2 separate regions of the Homo sapiens genome follow, and region 2 is linked to region 1. The links are chromatin loops, found by intact Hi-C in ENCODE. Cell type or tissue: GM12878. All regions are shown on one strand. Links, peaks and the distances in the headings refer to the core of each region. The heading gives the core; the rest is flanking DNA.

What was found. Peaks named below come from ENCODE experiments on the same cell type or tissue, not always from the same donor. Only the 100,000 strongest peaks of a DNase experiment are listed, where the experiment ranks them.
Region 2: a loop joins it to region 1, with 2.3 times the contacts of the local background. A loop is called at or near these places in 1 of 110 quality-filtered maps.

Annotation. Positions count from the first base shown.
Region 1 is chr9:74,739,968-74,748,307 of GRCh38, reverse strand. It overlaps TRPM6 (transient receptor potential cation channel subfamily M member 6), which reads left to right. Exons shown (of 39, transcript NM_017662.5): 31 at 394-419; 32 at 4,163-4,213; 33 at 5,682-5,747; 34 at 8,299-8,340. Among named protein-coding and RNA genes, the nearest start is that of TRPM6, 140 kb to the left of the region's middle. In GM12878, for the core only: a CTCF peak has its summit at 5,298; no DNase peak of the experiment used is centred there.
Region 2 is chr9:74,490,404-74,498,743 of GRCh38, reverse strand. It overlaps RORB (RAR related orphan receptor B), which reads right to left and starts at 1,409. Exons shown (of 10, transcript NM_006914.4): 1 at 761-1,409. The coding sequence starts at 767. It overlaps RORB-AS1 (RORB antisense RNA 1), which reads left to right and starts at 191. Exons shown (of 5, transcript NR_125791.1): 1 at 191-502. RefSeq lists silencers at 1,177-1,471, 1,376-1,565, 1,561-1,773. In GM12878, for the core only: no CTCF peak of the experiment used is centred there; no DNase peak of the experiment used is centred there; H3K4me3 peaks cover 1,458 bases; H3K27me3 peaks cover 148 bases.

The sequences.
Region 1 (8,340 bases), core at 341-8,340:
TAACATAGTCATCCATCATGATCATCAAGTATTATGTGCTGTACATAGTTGTATGTACTATATTTTTATATGACTGGCAGCACAGTAGGCTTACTTACACCAGCATAATTACAAACACATAAGTAATGCATTGCGCTGTGACATTATGATGGCTAAGACATCACTAGGTGTTGGGAATTTTTCAGCTCTGTTATAATCTATGGGACCATTGTAATATATGCTGTCTGTTGTTGACCAAAACATCATTAGGCAGTACATGACTGTATATGTATTTCACATGTATATAAAATATATACTTTGTGTTGTTACTGTTCCATGTGCTGTTTCCTTTTTTTGATAACTGTAAGATTTAAGGCAGCATTATCTAAACAACTTCATTTTTTTTTCAAACAGGCTGAAAAGTTCAATTGGAGTTGACAGTAAGTTTTTCTGTTTAAACATTTTATTTTTTATTTTTTCATCTTTTTAATGCGAGGTTCACTGTCCTGCTGATATTTTTGTCATTCTTGAAATTGTATTTATGATTTTTGTCCATCATGCAATGTAGAAAGTTCAGTAGAAGAGTAGAAAGTTGAATATCTTTCTTCAGACAAATTGGGATTGATGTCTGGTTTAAAACTTTTTGAATGACTGTTTCTGACTGTTATTTCTCCATTTTCTGTGTGAATGAGAGTATAACCACTGAGCTCATTTTGCTCACCAACTCTTACTGTCCTTTTGTTTTTTCACACATTACTCATTAAGAGCCATTTATAAGATTGTTATATGGGTGCCTTTTCCTGTAGGGTTTTAGTAAGATCTGGGGCCCCAAATGGCTAAATAGGATTAGGTCATGTGAGACAGCTCCCTGGTAAAGCCACTATAATTACTCTCAAACTTGACTACAATTTACAAACTCCTTTCCATATTCTTGACTCCTTGATGTAAAGGCACCTTCATCTTCTGTGTTCTTGTTCCATCACACTTTCTTGGGTTTCCAGTACTCCCCCACCTCCTTTGCAGTTGATTCCTTCTCCTCAGCCTACTAACAAATTTAGGTTGTTTCTATACAAAGGAAACAAATAGTCTTTTTCTTGATTTACCTAGCTTTCAAGCTACCACTCCAACCCTTCACCTCCAAATTAATTGAAAGAGCAATTAACATTTGATCTTTAGCCCATGGGGTGTGCCCCATCACTTTTCTGAAACTCCACTACAACTGCTAACTCACTTGACTCTTCTCAGTTCTTGTTGAACTCATGGCATTTGATATTGGCCATTTTTCCTTCATGGCACCCTCTCTTTTCTATGTTTCCTTGAGGCTCTTCTTCTTTGGCTGTTCTACTTCTTTGTCGACTTATTTTGGTCTTTCTGAGAGCCTCTTGTTCCTTCGTGCAAGCTGGAAATCTTAAGTCATTTACAATCTCCTTCCCACCCCATTGCTCTTAGCTATTAACCTTGCCTTCTAACTCCGTCCCTCCCCCGCCACTCCCCACCCCCTCATCTTCAGAGTGATCTGTTTGGTCTACCCTACTGCTCCTGCCTTAAAGCCACCATTATTTATTTTCCAAAACAGAAGTGTATGCTTTCGTTTGCCCTTGAGTTTGTCTTAGTCTGATTGGTTTGTCTCCTTTTAAACTTTCCTATGTTTCTATCAGAATTATCTTTATGAATGCTAAATCATCACTCAGGTAGAAGCCTTCAATGGCTCCCTGTTACCCAAAGGTAGACTGCAAACCCCTGAGTTTTTCCTCAATGCTCTTGAAAGCTGGATCTCAATTCAAATTTCCAGGCCCATAGGCATGATCCCTTTCATTCATTATTTCTGCCTTGCAGAATATGACTGACCACATAGTAACATCTCCATGTGGAGGTCTAAAAGGTGTCTCAAACAAAATGTTCCAGCACTGTCCTCTCTCATCTCAGGAAATGGCAACTCTATCCTCCCAGTTCCTCAGGCCAAAGTCTTGGAATACTTGTCTTCCATTTTTTCACATCCCTACATCCCATCTATCAGTAAATCTTTCAAAATATATCAAGACTCTGATAATGTTTTGCCATTTCCACATAACACCATTTTTTTTTTTTTTGAGATGGAGTCTCACTTTGTCGCCCAGGCTGCAGTGCAGTGGCGCGATCTCAGCTCACTGCAAGCTCTGCCTCCTGGGTTCATGCCATTCTCCTGCCTCAGCCTCCCGAGTAGCTGGGACTACAGGAACCCACCACGCCCGGCTAATTTTTTGTATCTTTAGTGGAGATGGGGTTTCACCGTGTTAGCCAGGATGGTCTCAATCTTCTGACCTCGTGATCTGCTCGCCTCGGCCTCCCAAAGTTTTGGGATTACAGGCGTGGGCCCCCGCGCCTGGCCATAATACCATTTTTAAGCAGTTGTAATCTCTTCCTTGGATTATAGTATGGCCTCCAAACTATTGTTCTCTAGTAGTCTTTTTTCCAGAAACAGCCAGAATAATCCTTTTAAACTGAAAGTTGAACTGAGTCACTCTTGCTCAAATGGCATTCCTCCTCACTTTGCAAAAGCAAAGTCCAAACAGAGTCTACAATACTCTGTTCTGCTTTCCAGCCACCCCTCAACCTCATTTCTGTCAGTGCATTTCACTGTGGCTACACTCTCCTTAAACATGACAAGCATGGACCTGCCCCAGGGCATTCACACTTGCTGTTACTTATCACTGGAATACTCTTCATTTATACATATTGCTGCCCCTCTCTTCCTTCAACTCTGTGCTCAAATTTCACCTTATGAGAGAGGCTTTGCCTAACCACCCTATATAAAACAGCAACTTTCCTTTCCCCATGCTTTCTAACTCTCTTAAGTTGATGCATACACACACACACACACACACACGCACACACACACACACTATACTATATGCACTATATATTTATTTTCTATTTCCTTTTACTAGAATGGAACTAGAGACTTTATCTGTTTTGATTACTGCTCTTCCTCTTGAGCATAGACCAGTGCCTGGCACATAGTAGGTACTCAATAAATGTATATTGAATAAATACCAATGTGGTCTCACAGCTCCTTAAGCAGTGAAGCCAGGACTGAAACTCAGTTTTATCAGACTCAGATGCCCATACACTTTAAGCATTTCACACTGTTTATGAAGGCCCTACCTTCCAGGTGGAATTAATGTGTTCCATAAACCTCTGTATATACCTTTATTACGTATATTACTTTAACTGTATTGTGATTATAGTTACCTGTCTCTCTCTCCTAATACATTTGCTTTTCGGTAGGGTGGGAACCACACCTTACCCATATCTCTCATGCCTAGTATGATCCATAGTGGGAGAGGAATACTTTTTGTTTTTATTGATGACTTCAGAAAGAAACAGTCTTTTCTGCTGATCTTACTTTTTGCCAACACTCCCTAAAGGAAGTGATTCTCGTTCCTTTCCTTATCCAGCAACAAAAACCCAGAGAGATCTGCGAAATTGGGCTCATTATGCTGCTTACTCTGCGAGGTATAAAACAGTTGCCATCATGAGACCAAAGTTCTCCACTTTAATTTTGATTTTATGAAATAGCAAAACTGTTGCAAGGGATTTCTCTAGAGCCTTGTAATTTAGGACTGGAGCAGACAGAAGAGAATGAGTTAAACTTGGAAGAGGTGTTCCCAACACATAGTCCTTGTATAACCAAACAAATCTCTTGGTGCTATATTATCCACCCTCTTCTTTGTTTCCAGTATATAGCTTTTAATGTGTTTTCAGCATTTTGTTGTTATTTTAGGTCAGTGAAGTAGTCTGTTAATAACTTGGTATTAATACTGTCTTTCTACGGGCACTGCATCTTGGTAGGGAGCTCAGAGAATCATGCTTCTGGGATGTCGTGAAGTATGATGGGCAGCTGAGTGCCTTCTGCAACCCAGAGGTGTAATTGATTCAGAGGAAATACATCTTTGAGGCTAATATTACCTGCCTTTCTTCAATTCCCTATATAAATATGTTTGGAGATATTACATTGATGATTGGAAGCTGTCAGGATACCATGCGCAATACTGTGGTTAAAAAATATTAGGCAAGCTTTTTCGAATACTGAGAAGCCATTCTGATTAACCTGTTCAATAATAACTTTGAAGGCAATATATTCATAAACATGTATTTATCTCCAGCCATGTAATTAAAATGCCAATCTCCTCTCTAATTTCAGAGATCTCAGCCTCCTTAAAAAGCCCTCAAGAGCCTCACCATCATTATTCAGGTAGGATGCATATGCACATAGACATGTCAGCTGAGCTAAATGTCTGTGCTTCTGCATTTGTAAACAGAAACACTGACAAATTCTGTGTTACTGACATGGCTCGCGACTTGAAAAGTTATTGTTCACTTTGATGGGAAGAACATTCCAATTTCTAACTTTGCCATTGACTTGGGAAAACAAGTTTTCAGAATTTAAGAGAATTTGCATTTTTGCAAAATGTTTGCATTCTCAAGTTCCAGATTGCAAAGTAGAAAGATGACCTTGAAATCTAAAAATTCTTTGCACGCTCAAAGCAGCCCCAAGCCAGAGATCTCAATGTTTTGGACTGGGGAAAAGGCAGACCTGAAAGTAGTTCCTTGAGGGAGGGTTTTGTACCCTCAATGGGGCCTCAGTGAGTATGATCACTGAATGAAGGCCAACCCCACAAAGTGAGTTCAACAAAGATGTTATTAAACAAAGATGTCAAGGGTCTTGACTCTCTTAAGCAACATCACTTCACAGTGCTTCAGTTGTCTTTCTTTCAAAGTGGGAATAATTGTACTTGCCCTTCCTGAGGAACAGTCTGCCAAAGGGCTAGTTGAGAATTAAGAGGAAAACACTTTGAAATGCAAAGCAATATAAAAACCAACTGGACTTGTGCCATTGGATGGTTTCTTGGGAGTCATTGCTCTCAGCATTGGATGAGATAATACATGGGCAAGCCTTTTACAAATCTAAAGCTCAATACATGAGTAAGAGCTTATTGGTGCGATAATTACTGTTATAATTATATAAGGTTGTTTGTTCAGGGTCTAGTAATAGATTGCCTTATCCTGAATTCTCCTTTGTAGTGAATAGAGTTGCAGTGGATTCCAGACTCCTCAACCCAGGCTCTTACAACTGAGTCTTTCAGCTCGGCAGTAATCTATTATTTTGACTCCAGCTGTCAACTTAAGAAAGTCTCTAGTGAGGAATACTGTAACTCATATTGACTCTGATCTGTTAGGCTATAGCTCTTAACAGGAAAATGCAGATCACTCGCTTCTAATTAAAATCGGTCTTCGGCTCTCTCTGGAAAAAGAAGATGAACTGTGCAAAGTGAACAGTAGGTGTCCCCACAGCCCACCGTGCTTTGGATTTGCTTCGGAAAGGAAAACCAAAGTCCACGGATTAAAATGCCATTTAAAAGAAAGTTCCACATATGTATGGATTAGTATGTGATTTGGTATTCAGGAGAGTGGAGGTGATAGTCCTACCTCAGACCATGTGACATAATCTCATATTAAATGCCTCTAAAATTGGGATTTCTTTCCTGTTTAAGGCATAGTTTATTTTTAAGACTGTATTATAGATTATATTTTTGATAATGGCAAAAATAAGAGGTCTTTGAAATTAAATAGCATTATATGAATATATTGATGTGGAGAGGCTTTCTGTAAATTCAGCCACTGATGCATACTTAAAATAGAAAATCTGTTTTTGTTTGCAGCCATTGAAAGGAATAATTTAATGAGGCTTTCTCAGACCATACCATTTACACCAGTCCAACTGTTTGGTGAGTAGCATTTCTACCTTCTTGAGTTTATGCCAGGACAGAGGCATAAAATCTGAGTGAATCAAAGGAAACCACATTGCATTATTTTAGTTGAAAATTTTGTTTTGTTGATAGTTGTAGTTTAGTGAGATTCATTTCCTAAAATGGAAATTCTTGTTAACTGTCATGGCCAGCATTCAGGGACAAAAGCTAATACTATGGGAATAAGACCTATAATGAGCAGCAGTTGGGAAGAAAGCAATAATATTGCACCTGGCATTCACTGACTCAAGGCTGGAAGTAAGTAGGAAAGAAAAGAACAAACCAACCATTTATAATAAGCACAGGAGAAAGCGATAAATGTCAATATGGTGAAAGCCAACAGGCATCTGAAGAGAAATGCTTTGTGTATTGTTTTTTGTTTATTTTGTTTTGTGTACACTAATTGCTCTTATCTCAGACTGCAAATGTCATTTTAAAAGTCTGGAGTAGTAAAGAAAAACAATCTCACCCTGGCTAAAGCTATCAAAATTTCTCTGTCTGGCAGGATAAGACATGAGCAAGTTGACAATATAGCAAGGGTCCCCAAAGTGTCCTTGATCTTGATTCTTCTCACACTGTTCACATGGGGGCAGACCAGGTTGGCTTCTGATTGTTTTTATTTATTTATTTTTATTTTTATTTTTTTTTTGAGATGGAGTTTCACTCTCGTTGCCCAGGCTGGAGTGCAATGGCGGGATCTTGGCTCACTCTAACCTCTGCCTCCTGGGTTCAAGTGATTCTCCTGCCTCAGCCTCTCATGCAGCTGGGATTACAGGCGTGCACCACCACGCCCAGCTAATTTTTGTATTTTTAGTAGAGATGGGGTTTCACCATGTTACTAAGGCTGGTCTCAAACTCCTAACCTCAGGTGATCTACCCGCCCCAGACTCCCAAAGTGCTGGGATTACAGAATCACCGCACCGGCCTGGCTTCTGATTGTTAATGCAGATGCCTTCCCCTTCCATTTGGCCCCATGGCTGGCTTTGCAAATCAATAGCTCTGCTCTAAAGCCTCTAGGGATTTAGAACTCCAAAGAGATCTTCAGTGGCATTTATCTGGGCACCAAGAATAAATATTTGAAAGGTTTGAAAAGTTGTTACTGAGCATTACCTAGATGTGTTTATTGGTGAGGAATTAGATGCAAGAGGGAGAGAATGGATTCCTTTCTTGGTAAACCAGTACCGTGTTCATATATATATATATGCTTCTATATATATATAGAAGCAAAGGTGTAAGGGGGAAATGAAACACCAGCTGGGGCTGGACAGAAGTTGTATATAGATTATGTTGCTCTGTTAAGAAACATTAAACACTGACTTGGTAGTGTTTAGGTTCAACAGGAATTTTTCCCTCTTCAACAGCCTAAAAGTGGAAGCTATGTAGCAGTTAAGTAGTATTTTGTGTCTAAAATCCTTTAAGTGGGATTGAGTTTGTATCTGAGGTTGTAATTCACTTTAGACATGTTAGCCTATTTAACCTTTACAACAGCCCAATGAGAACAGTATTTTCATCCCCATTTTTCTGATGGGGAAATTGAGGCTTTAAGTAACTCGTCCAAAGGCACAAGGGAAGGAAGGAGAGGCTCTGGGGTATGACATTGGTACTGTTTGACTCCAGCTGAGTTAAACCATGCATTTTCAATGAAGTAATATCACCCCTAGAAAAAAATAAGTTTTTTTATGATATAAAGCACAGATCTACAGAGTACACATAAACAGATATACAGAATATTTTTAATACAAGTTGAGCTTGTATTAAATTCAAGCTGAAATCCACCTGAAATCCAAAATGCTCCAAAGGCTGAAACTATTTGAGTGCTAATGTGATGCCACAAGTGGAAAACTCCCACAACTGACCTCATGTGACAGGTCAGAGTCAAGACACTGTCAAAACTTTGTTTTGTGCACAAGATTATTAAAAATATTGTATACAATTACTATGAGGCTATATGTATAAGGTGTATATGAAAAAGATGAATTTTGTGTTTGCGCTTGGGTCCCATCCCCAAGATATGTCATTATGTATATGCACATATTCCAAAAATCTGAAAAAATCTAAAATTTGAAACACTTCTGGTCCTAAGCATTTTGGATAAGGGATATGCAACCTGTATTAATAGGTTGTGAGAAGAACAATTAGAAAAGAATGTCTAATTAGGCTCCTTAGGAGGATGATAATAAGCAACACCATCAGGTTAAACCGTCTCTTTAGAAGTATTTGTCTTTAACAAAAGAAGCATATCCTTACCACTTTGTTTTTGTCCAGTTATAGTCTACAGTAAGAACAGCTTAATTCTTTTGTATCCTCTGATATTTGTCCCTTCTCCCCTTCCCCACATCTACTAGACAATAAATAACATGGAAACATGGCCAGCCTGATACATGTCCTTATTCTGTTCTGTTCCCTGCTAGTCCCATTCTCCTCTGGTCATTTGGGTAACTGAACTGATTCTGCATTGATATTTAGGATACTATTCATGTCACAGACATGGCAATCTTATTGAATTCCTAGCCTTCACTTCTCTTTGCAGCAGGAGAAGAAATAACTGTCTACAGGTTGGAGGAGAGTTCCC
Region 2 (8,340 bases), core at 267-8,266, 250 kb after region 1:
GCCGGAGCCCATGACTCTCCGACTGTGAGCAGTGTGGCCTTTCCAAGCCTCCAGAACTTTCTCATTACAACTTTTCCGGGGTCGCACTACTCCCTGGGCCGCGCGGGCTCGGGCACGAGGACCTGGCCAGGGCGCAGCGCCGGCACGAAGGCGCGCGCCGCAGAACTGTTTCCTCAGCCGCGTGCCGGGGAACTAACTGTTTCCTCAGCCGCGTCCAGCCTCGCAGCACTGCTCTTCTGCTTGCTACTCCAGCGAAGGGACATGCCTGCTGGCCAGGACGCTTAGTGGGCCTCGTAACCTGGCGAGTGTGTGCCCGCGCGTGTCCACCCTGCCCCCGGCCGGTGCGCCCCGCGCGCCCAAACCCGGCCGGCGACCACTGCGCGCCGGGCGCTTCCAAACTGCTCCTGTCCAGAGGCATCCCTCTTTCGGCTTTCTCCATCCCGCGTCCGCTTCCGCACCCGAGAGCGACAAGCAAAAAAGATTCAGTGCAACTCAAGGACTGGTAAGAACCAACTAGCCTGTCTCCCCTCTCCAAAAAAGCGCCCTCCCGCGTCCCTCCAGAACTCCCGAAAGACATCAACACCTTCCCGCAACTTTCTACGCCCAGGCCATTTGCAGCCCCACCTGCGAGAGCGAATTCGGGGAACTGCGCCTGGGCAACCTCTTTCCCTTTCTGCTGGGTGCCCTCCCCTCCCCCATCTCCCCGTCTGGCTGGAGTTGGCCGGACTCGGGGAGCCTCGGTGCCCGCAGACTCGCTTACCTCGCATGGTGTGGCCGCTCTCCCGCTCCGCGTAGTCATGAAGCTGCTCCCAGCCCGAACCCCGGAGAGCCCAAAAATCCCGCTCAGCACGAGTGAAGAAGGTGGTCGGCGAAGAGCTGCTCTGCCGAGAAAACCATCCCTTTAGGCGGACGCCGTGGCTGCAGGGTGACGTTTGCCGCCGCCGCCGCTATGTTAACAGTTTTGATGTTGGTGGTGACTGTTTTGATGATTGTTTGTTTGTTTGTTTGTTTTCAGGAAGGGTGAAAAAAAAATGTTCTGGCTGTCTGGTGCCTGGGTTTTGTTTTGGTTTTGTTTTTCTTTTTCTTTCTCTCCAATGTGCTTGCTTTTTAAAAAATGCCACCGCCTCCGGCTCAGAAGATTTCTTTTGTGATCACTTGGACTGAGGAGGAGGAGGAAGGGCAGCAGCAGGAGGAGGAGTTGGTGGTGGTTTTGTTAGTTACAAAGAAGAGGGAGAAGGAACAAGGGGGAAAAAAGGAAACAGAAAGAAAAGAAAGAAAGGCGGTGTGGATGGCAGAGCATGTGCGTTTTCACATGACATCTGTGCCTGTTAGCGGATCCACAATGTGAATTTTCACTGTTCAGTTACAGGGAGGAAGGGAGCAGCGAGAGAGAAAGAGAGGGGAGAGATGGAGAGAGAGCGCTGAGAGGGGCTTATACGCGAGGGCGGGCTTGGCCGCGACTTCCAGGCCCCGCCTGCTGTCAGCGCAGCCGCCAATCAGAGCCCAGCAGCGCCTGGAGAGGCTGGGACCGCGGGGAGGGGACGTGGTGGAGGCGGGGGGTGGGGCGGGGGCTGGGGACCAGGGAGTCCGAGGTGGCCGGGGCTGCGACGGGGAATTCGAGACTGTCCGAACTGGGCAGAGAAGAAGGGCCGACCGGGAGAGTCGGGCAGATCCGCAGGTGACAGGCACTTCCGACTCCAGCAGAGAAGGGGACACTGATCACGGAAAACCTTCGGAGGCAAGAGACGCGGGGCTCCCCGGGTTTCACGTTCGGTCCCTGTCTCGCAACCCCCGCGGGCCCGGCAGAGTTAGTTTTGAATTTATGGCAGCGCTTTGCCGAGCGCTATTTGGGTAAACTTCGGTCTCCGGCGGGGGTTTCCGTGGGCAGGTGGTTTGGGTGTTGGTGGTAGAATAATGCAAACCCACTTTCATCACTTTTAGCACAACTAAAATGCAGTCCCATGGAAGTAGCTGTCCCCTTCCTTTAAAAACGTCCGTCAGATGCTCCCTGACCCTCTTCTAAAAAAAAAAAAAAAAGAAAGAAAGAAAGAAAAAAACGTGTATATGTTCTTTTGTCTGGGAAATTGATTTTTATTAGCATTTGGAGACTCCCCTGGCGATGGACTACAGGACTGAAGGAGAACAGCTCAAATTGGCGGTGTAGCCACCTTACTAATTCAAGAGAAATGGCTGTTGCTAGAAGGTGTGATTGCAGGGTGCTCTTTAGAAAGGTTTTAGAAGGAAGACATTGTTAACTTTAGTTAGAGGCGATTGGTAACTGAACATAGATAAACTTACTTGTATTCCTTAGGTGAAAATTGTCATCTATGACCATTTATTTGTATTTTGATAAAAATCTAATACATATATCCAAACTGTTCCTTTGCAAGTTTTTCCAACTCAGTTGACAAAATAAGCATATAGATGATTACATCTACTTCCTTCCCAATAGTAGGGAACTTCTTAAATACTTGAGTTAATTGAACACCCTAAAAGATTGGGAGGTGAAAATATTTGCCTCATTCACTCAGTCTTGAGGCTGGGAGATGTCTACTCATTAGCATACCTGTTGGCACAGCAGGCCTCATCATCATTTAAGTATCCAAATAATTTGATTTTTGACTGGTATTTATTCATGATATGTCATGTAACACAAAGTACAATGTAGAATTGGCAGTTATTTAGTTAATTAGGTCGCTCTACACTGCCAAGTAGTTTTTTCCTTCCTGATTAAATGAAAAATGAATTATCTGCTGAATTTTCACCAGTATTAAATTGACGTAGCCCTGCTATATGCCATCCCATTTGCAAACCAATGTGTAATTTAGGAAAATTTTAGTATTAAGAGTGAAAGTTGATTGAGTCATTAATTAAATGAAATGAACAAAAGGAAGTTACTGTTTAGAATAGTTATTCCTTTATAAATATCTTTCTCCTAGATTTGTAATTGACACAGTAGTTAATCTTTTAAGATAATATTTAAGGCTCCCTGGTTTTATCATTTTTAATCAAGTAAAATATATTCATCATAACTATGTTAAAGCTGTACAAAGTTATGCCTAATTTAGTTGCTTCATTAAAAATTACTGAATATAAAATAGTCAAGAAACAAATTGTGACTATATCATTTTAATTTTGTTGCTTCAAGCAGAGACACAAGAATATTGAAAATTCCAAAGGCTTTGTAAACATTGTCTAATTATTATTGTTGTTGTTATCATTTTAGATTTCTATTTCTCTTTAGAGTGAACAGGAATTTCAAAATCCAAAAATTTAAACATTTATGTAATTTTAACTTTCTAAACATTTATTGAATTCTGAATTTTTTTTTAATGCTGCAATATCTGTAATCCTTGAAAAAGGTAGTCAACACGTGTATAAAAAGTATTTACCCCCCCATACATTTTTATATTCTCTTTATTTTGTGGTTTCAGCAAGGCATAATTTTGCTTAGAACATATTTCTTAATTCCTTCTGAGTATTTTTGGAGAAATTATTAATTAGAAGACTATATTATTTCATTTTTCAAAACTATGTATATAATCTCTATATATGGTGATACAAAAGTATGTATTTTCTCTTTAAATGCTAATCATTGGTTATAATGTGGCGGCCTGGGACATTTTGGATCTTTCTAAAAATTTAAAAACTGGTTTGTTGAATATTTCTAATAATTTTCACATTTATTTCACTGAATGGAGCCCATTTATTTAAAATAAATATTAAGAATTTGAATGAAAGAAGTCAGTATTTTCTAAGAACTCACAAAGCACATATATATAATCTGATGGTTTTGTAACCTATCTGCCAGCAAATAATCATATTTCAAGTGGCATAATAATAATACATTACTGTAATGTCCTAGCTCATATGAAGTACGGTATCAGTAATTTTATTTGAATGATTATGTCTGGTTTCCTATAAGCTTGAAACTCTGCTTTTCACTCTGGGCCTGAAGGATTTTCTAAGTTGACAGTTGCATGTTGATTAATTTAAATGACAATCAGTCACATAGCACTGTCCTCAATCTCAAGAATTGACATCAGATTCCACTTAGGCTTGCCTGCTTACCTGTTTTTCTGACACATTAGCACCCCTCAGGTTGAGCTGTACCACAGAATAGGAATGACAACAAATATCCTGAAAGAGGCAAAGTTTTAATATAAGCCAACCAGGTAGGGTGACCATGGCATTTAGGATTATTTCAATCCTAAAAGGCTTAAACAGGAAGTCATAGTTCATGTTATTCTGAGCTGATAAGTCAGAATATTCACTGGTCAGGGAATATTTTAAATAATTAAGACTCTTGAATGGACATTAGCAATACTGATAACAATGTTACTTTTAGGAATGACTGAAAGATTGGTTATGTTTAACTCTATTTAGGGAGCTGTGTGGCTGTGAAAATTGGGAAAGAGATATAAAGCTGCTATTAAATATTAGAAAAGCCAGAAAAATGTAAGAACTTTTAACATTCAAACCTTTTACAAGTGGGAAGGGAAGTACTGAGTTCCCTGTTGCTGAAGGCATCCAAAAAAGGGTTGAATGAAAGGTTCTGTTAGAGATGCTCTAGTATACAGATTTCTATACTAGGGTAGAAATTGTCTAGATTACCTCCAAGATCCTCTGTAGCTCTAAGTGTACAGTTGGCCTTTATGTCCATGGGTTCCACAACTGTGGATTCAACCAAGAGCAGAGCAAAAATAAATTGTGTCTGTACTGAACATGTACAGATATTTTTCTTGTCATTGTTCCCTAAACAATACAGTATAATAATTATTTATATAGTGTTGACATTGGCATTATAAGTAATCTAGAGATGATGCAAAGTATATAGGAAGATGTGCATAGGTTACATGCAAATACTACACACCATTTTATAGCAGAAACTTGAATATCTGTGGGTTTTGGTATCGGTGGGAGGTCCTGGAACCAATCCCCCGTGCATACCAAGGGATGCCTGCATTCACATGGACTAAAGGTTGCTACCACTGCCCCAGCAGGCATCAGAGCCACATTTCCTACCTGAGAATGCAAAATTCATGACAACAGGAGCCAGGATTTCCCTAGAGTTTGTAAGAGCTCCTGGTACTTTATGGGTGCTTGATCATTATTGGTGGAGTGAATGCTTTCTAACCTTTCAGCCACTGAATATGAATCACAAATGGAGTGAAGACCTGAATAAGATCCTTCTTTCTCAGTTTCTATTGAATGGGAAGAGGAGAGTGGGGAGAATCTGCATTTTAAACTCTCCTAATTTGGGGAAGCAAAAAATAATGGTTGAGATTGGTTATATAGTCATAAAAGGAAGCTAAAATTTAGTTATTTTCATATTTATTACTATTCTTAATTAATTTATTTATTCTTTGAAAGGAAGTCTCGCTGGAGGCTGGAGTGCAGTGGCACAGTCTCAGCTCACTGCAGCCTCTACCTCTTGGGTTCAAGTGATTCTCCTGCCTCAGCCTCCTGAGTAGCTGGGATTACAGGTGACCACCACCATGCTTGGCTAATTTTTGTATTTTAGTAGAGACGGGGTTTCACCATGTTGGCCACACTGTTCTCAAACTCCTGACCTCAAGTGATCTGCCTGCCTCAGCCTCCGAAAGTGCTGAGATGACAGACGTGAGCCACCACACCCAGCCCTATTCTCAATTTTATTCCCAGGTACTGAGTCTTCTTCATAATCTTTGAGTTCTTTAAGTTCTGCTTCATTTTAAAGTGTAGATGCAAGTTCAATAAGTTTTCAAAATAAAAAAAAGAAAGCAAATATTAAAATAGAGCATGTAATTTTGAAATAAATTGGAAAAGGTGATAAGGGCCAAAGCATGAATTAACCCCAGTATGTGGGAGAGGTAAGGCTAGCTTTGGAACAAAGACAAAACATACAGGTCAGAAAAAACAAGAGCCAACATTTATTGGATGAATCACATGATTTCTCAACCTATCTAATTTCTATTTCTTACAAGAGTCTACATGTTATACATTATATCTCTTCCTCCTCCCCATCTTTTAAAAAATTATTTTATGGCTAAAAGAACAGAGGCTTAAAAAAGTTAACTCACCTAAGATCACAAATCGTAAAATGCTGGATCCAAGATTCAAACCCAGGTGTAGCCACTAAAACGTGTTTCGTGAGTGCAGGAACTTTCTTCATTTTATTTTATTTTTTCAGTGCTCAATCCACAGAATCTAGAGTCTCTTGCCTGATAAATAGTAGATGTTTAAAATACACTTGTGAATAAATAAATGGACATTTAAACCCTCGTCCACCACACAGTATTACATATGTACATTCTCATCACTAAATGACATTAAATAAAGAAGAGTGAATTTTGACTTTAAAAATAAAAGGACATTGTGAAAAATTTATGAAACAGTAATGGCCTAATTTGGTCCACCATGGAGTTTAGGAAAATACTTCTGCAATAAATATTTCAGGTTGTAAATAATGTAAGGCTGAATTAAATTGGCACCAGGAAAAAGGGGGAAAAATGAAAAGGTTGGTTGCACGACACATTTTGCAGGCAGAAGCTATGACATCTAATGCATGATTAGACCAGTGGTGCTGATGGGCAGAGTGTTGGGTAATGGGAGGGAGAAGTCAAACCAAAGCTTCACCAGTAGGAGGCTTATAGAATGCCTATCCCAATAATCTAATAAGTATATAAGGAAGGAAGAGCAGATTCTTGTTTAAATAGGGGAAAATGTTGACATTAATTTTCAATTTTGCATATCAGTGACAATGTACAGCAGCTAGTTGGCTATAGATAGAACTGGAGATTTGGGAATTGGTTAGAGGTGAAAGTAAAGATTTATGACATTCAGGCCAGGAGTGTTGGTTTTCGCCTGTAATCCAGCACATTGGGAGGCCGAGGCGGGTGGATCACTTGAGGCCGGGAGTTCAAGACCAGCCTGGCCAATGTGGTGAAACCCCGTCTCTACCAAAAATACAAAAATTAGCCAGGTGTGGTGGGGGGCATCTGCAATCCTGGCTACTTGGGAGGCTGAAGTGGAGGTTGCAGTGAGCTGAGGTTGCACTACTGCACTCCAGGTGACAGAGCGAGACTCTGTCTCAAAAAATTTATGACATTCAGAAACACCAAGGAGAATAGAGCCAATATTAGATTTAAATGTGAACAAATAAGTACATAAAATAATAGAATTACATTTTTGTGTATATTTATATGATATTTTAAATAGGGACAAACTTGTCTGCATCAGGAAACCCAGACACCATAAGGTTAGGTATATTTTCCTATACACAAAGTAAGTATTTTAAATGGCAAAGACCCCAAAACAAAATCAATAGGCTGGAGAAAATATTTGCTGCCCATGTGACAGATGAAAGATTAGTAGCCTTCATAACAAATGTATGCAAACTTACAAATTGATAAACATTAGATTTTAAAAAACCCTAAAAGTGAAGTTGGTAGAGAAGAAAGGGAAGATAATTTAGTGGCTAATTTCTTTTTTTTTTTACTTTATGGTTTTTGATACAGGTGAATAATTTCTTCTTCATGTTTACAGCTCTGTAAATAAGGTTGAGAAGTTCCTTTCCAGATCAACTGACAAGGCTTTAGGATAATTTCTTGTATATTTCTTAAAATATGAATTAAAATGCAAAAGTAATATTTTATATAACTTCACTATTCTTGCTGATAGTCTTTAAAATTTATCTTGAATTGGCTACTTTTCTATACCTTCACTGCCTTATCAATCTAAGCTACTGTTCCTCTCCTGCCTAGATGGGTATAATATTCTTAGAATATTTTCTCTATCTCTATTCTTGCCTCTCACCCCATTAATTTCCCAACTGGCATTAGAACTTTTAAAATCAGATAATAAACATTGCCCTGCTAAAACACATTAGTGTCTTCCTATTGCATTTAGAAAATAACCCATACTCCTTACCGTGGCTTAGAAGTAGGGTGCATACATATTATAGTTTGCCCTGAAACCCTGCATAATTATTAAAAGTGTCCCTTTCATTTTTGAATGTGTTCCTGTTCGGGCAGTGCATAATAGAATTATCCTGTTGATTATAAAGCTCTGCTGGCTTAAATGTTACGGTCTCAGAGAAATCGTCTCTCATAATACCACCTAAGAGTTTATAATTCTTTATCAAAAAATCTCTGTTTTCTTTATAGTGTATATCAGAATTTATGATTATTTGTTTGTTTTCTTTTATTATCTAATGAAGGAACTCAATTAATTTATAATTAATATTATTAATAGCTGCAGGAGGCAGTAACCACTTCTTGTATTTTGAATTATATTATCAGTGCCTCGAATGATGTCTGACAGGTAGCACATGCTTAGTAAGTTTGTTCAGTGAATTGA